Linked DNA regions of Homo sapiens: region 1 is linked to region 2. A link is an interaction called in ENCODE POLR2A ChIA-PET data of the cell type or tissue named here. Cell type or tissue: Panc1. All regions are shown on one strand. Each heading gives the region's core, and the rest is flanking DNA. Links, peaks and the distances in the headings are about the cores only.

Region 1 (2,919 bases), core at 153-2,652, 300 kb before region 2:
CATTCTCCCCGCTCAGCCTCCTAAGTAGCTGTGACCACAGGCACGTATCACCATACCCAGCTAATTATTGTATTTTTCGTAGAAACAGGATTCGGCCGTGTTGCCAGCCTGGTCTCGAACTCCTGGGATTAAGTGATCTTCCCGCCTCAGCCCCCAGAGTGCTGAGATAACAGGTGTGAGCCACCGTACCCCGTTCAGATTTTTAAAATCATCAGTTTGAGAAACACTAACCCAGAGAGTGATCAGGATGCTGAGGATGTCTGGGAAATGAAGGAACTGAGACTGGGGGAAAGAATGTACGCTTGAACTCAGATCTGTTATCTTTTCTTTCTTTCTTTTTTTTTCTTTTTTGAGATAGAGTTTCCGCTCTTGTCGCCCATGCTGGAGTGCAGTGGCGCGATCTCAGCTGGCTGCAACCTCAGCTCATTGCAACCTACGATCTCATTTCACAGCAACCTCCTCCTCCCGAGAATCATTCAAGCAATTCTCCTGCCTCAGCCTCCCGAGTAGCTAGGACTACAAGTGCACACCACCACCCCCAGCTAATTTTTTTTTAATTTTTAGTGGAGACAGTGTATCACCATGTTGGCCAGGGTGGTCTTGAACTCCTGACTTCAGGTGATCTGCCCACCTCAGCCTACCACAGTGCTGGGATTACAGGCGTGAGCCACCATGCCAGACCTCAGATCGGTTTTCTAATCCCAGCTCAGCCACTTAGAAGTTTCATGACCTTTCTCACCTGTAAAATGGGTATGAAAATACTGATCTTGGCCAGGCGCGGTGGCTCACGCCTGTAATCCCAGCACTTTGGGAGGCCGAGTTGGGCAAATCACAAGGTCAGGAGTTCAAGACCAGCCTGGCCAATATGGTGAAACCCCATCTCTACTAAAAATACAAAAATTAGCCAGGTGTGGTGGTGGGCACCTGTAGTCCCAGCTACTCGGGAGGCTGAGACAGAATAGCTTGAACCCGGGAGGCAAAGGTCGCAGTGAGCCAAGATCACACTACTGCACTCCAGCCTGGGTGGCAGAGTGAGACTCCATCTCAAAAAAAAAAAAAAAGAAAAGAAAAGAAAATACCAATCTTGTAATGTTTTTGTAAAGACTGGCAATAGAATGTATAAAACGTCTAGCCCACTGTCTAGTTCACAGTGTGCCAATAAAATGTTATGCACATCTCTTATTAGCGTTAATTATTTCACCAGGGTAAAAGAAAGCTAGAAGAAACAGAAAGAAGATTATCAGGAGACCTTTTCGTATAGAAGAGGGAATAGACAATGAGAAGCCCATCCAAATGGCAGGAGAGCTGATGGGCAGAATGGGGAGAACATTAACCCCAAAATATGTCACTTTGGTATTTGAGAAAATAGCAGAAGCAGGAAAGTCTCTGACTGGTCCTTCTCCTCTGCCTGAAGCTGGTCATAAAATACTCATAACAAAGGTAGCTTCCCTACATTAAGAGGAAAGAAACATCCTTATTTTCGAAGACTCAGAGATGTCAAGAAGAATCTGAACCAACAGCTCTTGCTAAATTTCCCTTAGTTTATTACTATTAGGTCATACTTTCTTTGTCCAATTATATTTCTTCATGACTGTCCACTCTTCCTCAAACCTAAGTATAAAAATACACAGATTTTTCCTTTTGTTTGGGTCTCCATTTCTGAAGGCTCCCATGTCACATAAAATTTTTATTAAACAAATTAGTATGTTTTTCTATTGTTAATTTGTCTCTTGTTATATGTACCTCAGCCATGTACCTGGCAATGGGTGAGGGAAAATATTACTTTTTCTCTTCTCCAGAACCCATAGGCAGAAGCTGTAAAAATGTATCTCTGCTTCTAGGAGAAAATGCTTTATAATGACTGAGCAGGCACAAAGTTGAAACGATGCCTAAGGAAACATTGAGCTCCTTAGCAATGGCCTCCTTTAAATGATTGGAAAGTTATATGGTAAGAATGTTGTAAATTAGATTCTTATACTAGTGGAAGATCTCCTTCAAATCCCAGATTTTATTATTCTCATTTCAAAGAGGTACCTTCTCTCCACCCATACCACATTTCAGAGGTTTAAAGCCCATAAAAGTAAATAAATACTGCATACTAAAATTTTACTCATAAAGCCCCTGACGACCTCCCAATGGCAAAGAGAAAAACATCTACTAACCATGCTTAGTGACTATGAAGACTTGGTAAGTCAATAAAACCATGTGTTTCTTGTGTTCAAAAATATTTAGAAATGTACCTTGAGCTATTTACCATTTCCTTGTCTCCTGGTTCATTCTTTCCTTCCACTCACCTTAGGCCTGTGTGCTCAAGGACCATTTATTCCAGATATCCCACTTCTACTTCTGAACCTTCTTCAACACCATGTGTCTATGACACCTTCATCTTCCTGTAAGTTTGCCCTCTACTTATATAGATACAGCTTTTAATAGCCCATTTCCTCAAATACTTTTAATTAAAATAGACAAGGAGAGTCACATATTAAAACAGAATAAAAATATTAACACTCTGCTGAAAAATATACAGCCTGAAAGAGGCTATAACTGTAATATTTGTGATCACGAGGTTTGGAAAAGCAAACAAGCATTCATCAAATTCTCCATTATGAAATAAGCTGTATCTTAGTGAGTTTGGGTCGTTGATTTTGGAACTAAAAAATGCTGATAACTTTATGCATGGACGGATAGATGGCTGTGCCAGCTATCTTCTATTTCCTTCATCCCACCCCTACATCCACTCTCCCCACTTCTCCAGCAAGCTGACCTCTATGAAGTGTTTCAAGAGACTCTCTTGCCCTCTGGTTTCCTGTTGGGGCTTGGCCAGTGAAAAGCACTGGCAGGAGATGAGAGGAAGGGAGGGTGTGGTTGGGATGCTGGATACCTTTCTCTACCAAAGATCTCAGCTCCTTTAAGGTGACT
Region 2 (2,919 bases), core at 99-2,598:
TATTATATACTGTACTCATACAATTAAGTAAACTAGGGAAAAATAAAACATGTTATTAAGAAAAGCAGGCCAGGCATGGCGGCTCACGCCTGTAATCCCTACACTTTGGGAGGCTGAGGCAGGCAGATCACTTGAGGTCAGGAGCTCGAGACCAGCCTGGAAAACACGAAATCCCGTCTCTACTAAAAATACAAAAATTAGCCAGGCTTGGCAGCATGCGCCTGTAATCCCAGCTACTCAGGAGGCTGAGACAAGAGAATCACTTGAACCCAGGAGGCGAGATTGCAGTAAGCCAAGATCATGCCACTGCACTCCAGCCTGGGTGACAGAGTGAGACTCTGTCACAAAGAGAAAAAAAAAAAAAAAAAAAACAGAGGCCAGGTGCCATGGCTCACGCCTGTAATCTCAGCACTTTGGGAGGCTGAGGCAGGTGGTTCACCCGAGGTCAGAAGTTCAAGACCAGCCTGGCCAACATGGCAAAACCCCGTCTCTATTAAAAATACAAAAATTAGCTGGGTGGGATTCAGCAAGACTCTGCCTCCAAAAAAAAAAAAAAAGAAAGAAGAAAATCATAAGTAAGAGAAAATGTATTTACTATCCATTAAGTGGAAGTCGATCATCATAAATATTCTTATCTTCATCTTCACATTGAGCAGGCTGAGGAGGAAGAGGAGGAAGGGTTGGTCTTGCTGTCTCAGGGGTGACAGCAGTGGAAGAAACTCTGCATTTAAGTGAACCTACACAGTTCAAACCTGTGTTGTTCAAGGGCATCTGTACTAAAATGTTGCAAAATACAATTAAACAGCAATGTCATCATTAATGTCTATTTCCACTATACTAACATATGCATAGCAATAAATATCAATTTAACAATAGTAAAATACTAAATGAAAGCAACAATGAAATACACAACTAAAATCTTACAGATCATCACTTGGGTAAGGAAAACAGCAGCCTGCGAGATCTAGAATTTTTTTTTTTAAATCAACAGAATCTCAAGAAAGACGAGTTTAAGAGTGACTTGGGAGTAGTCCCACTGAGCTTAATGTATACAGAACCCTGGCAATACTCAGTAAACAAGAGTAGGAGGAATCCTCAATCTGTAAACATCCTGGGAGCTGGCAGAGTGATTAAGCAAAGCACACAAATTTTAATGTTAAAAGCCATGAGACAGTGATTCATAACAGAGTAAGAAAGAAAACAGCACTGTTTTACAAAAGAATAAGCAAAAAAAAAAAAAAGGGCACAGAAAGGTAAAGGGATAGGCTAAGCAACTTAAATATTATAATAGGTTCAAAATATTTGTCCCATATACATTTAGGAATGTACAGACTTATCTTCCAGGAAGACTGACTGATAGAAATTCCTAATATGAGTATTTTGAGGTCTTTGATAGTCATGTCCTAAAGATCATTACTAAGAGCCAATGAGGGAAGCTAGAAAGTAACTGGGCAGAAAATTCCAACTCACACAAAGAAAGTCTTGTTCAGAACAACTCTTATAAATACTTAAATAAAACAGAAGAAAGACAATAACTACTTAAGATTGAGATATACGTAAATATAAAAGAATCCAAAAATTTACTTAGAAAAATTATCAGAAAAATAATTGGTATATCCAACTATCGGCCTAATTGCTAGAAATCAGGATTTTCTATTTATGAGCACTAATTCCCCCAAATCCTTTCAACTAATATTGCACATATGTACTGCACTATGAACTTGTGGGTTAGGAAGCACAGCGTATAATACCCAAAGAGATATGTATCAGAGCTATGTCTCTCAGTAGACTTCTATTAAGACTCCCCAACTAGGCTGGGCACAGTAGCTCATGCCCATAATCCCAGCACTTTGAAAGGCCAGGGTGGGTGGAGCACTTGAGGTCAGGACCAACATGATGAAACCCCATCTCTACCAAAAATACAAAAATTAGCCAGGTGTGGTGGTGCACCTGTAGTCCCAACTACTCCGGAGGCTGAGGCAGGAGAATCATCTGAGCCTGGGACATGGAGGTTGCAGTGAGCTGAGATGGTGCCACTTCACTCCAGCCTGGGTGACACAGCAAGACTCTGTTTCAAAAAAGACTCCCCAACTAGACAATGAGAAATTAGGAACAAACCATTCTATGGAAAGGGGGGGAATCATGGACATTCTCCTCTACAGGCCTCTGGACTCTGAGGCATGTGACCACATGGATCCAGACATGCCAATAGACATGACATAATAAACATGACTTTCAATGATCTTGTAAAGTAATGAAATTGTGTTCCCTAAGCACAGTTTTTTGTTTGTATTTAATGTCTACCTAACTCTTGCTTGGTAATTTTACAGAAAGCCCTCAATTCTTACAACTTTTGTGCCTTGAGGACATGGTGCCAACACTTCTCAAAAGATAACATTGAAACTCTTCTTGTTTTATGAAAGAACATTAAAATAAGATGTTCGTAAAGCCAAGCTAATTTTTAAAGCTAATATTAATATTAGGTGTTAAGAGATAAAGGTGATTTTTTAAAAGGTAGAGAAAATGAAAAGGTAAGTGTACTATGAAGATAAAACATTGATTAGATTACTGGTTTTGGGGGGTTTTATAAACAATTTTATTTTCTGATACAAGACAGAAAACAATGACTTTTTGCCTTCCTTTAGTAGTCTACCTTAATAGAAAAAAACATAAATAAGGGTAAATAAGATTCAGTTATTAACTAAGTCAAATGTTAGTTCTATGTATAAAATTATTTTAGCTACGCAAGAGCCATACTGGCTTCACAATCCATTTTTGGGCGGACAAAACCTCACTGAAAGAATAGTAAAAAAGATGACCCTATAAAATTAATTCTATTATCTGAAATGTTTAGCAGACAAAAAAAATTAAATTAATTCTAAATTGTACTTACCAGAGAAGTGAACAAATTTTTAAAAA

The links. Peaks named below come from ENCODE experiments on the same cell type or tissue, not always from the same donor. Only the 100,000 strongest peaks of a DNase experiment are listed, where the experiment ranks them.
Region 1: POLR2A ChIA-PET joins it to region 2 with 12 read pairs; 2 of 35 experiments call an interaction of 5 or more read pairs at or near these places.

Annotation. Positions count from the first base shown.
Region 1 is chr5:79,203,341-79,206,259 of GRCh38, forward strand. All of the region lies in intron 1 of LOC124901011 (a long non-coding RNA gene), which reads right to left. Among named protein-coding and RNA genes, the nearest start is that of JMY, 31 kb to the right of the region's middle. In Panc1, for the core only: no CTCF peak of the experiment used is centred there; no DNase peak of the experiment used is centred there.
Region 2 is chr5:79,503,184-79,506,102 of GRCh38, forward strand. The region is part of intron 1 of HOMER1 (homer scaffold protein 1); the gene reads right to left. Among named protein-coding and RNA genes, the nearest start is that of HOMER1, 9.5 kb to the right of the region's middle. In Panc1, for the core only: no CTCF peak of the experiment used is centred there; a DNase peak (open chromatin) is centred at 1,108.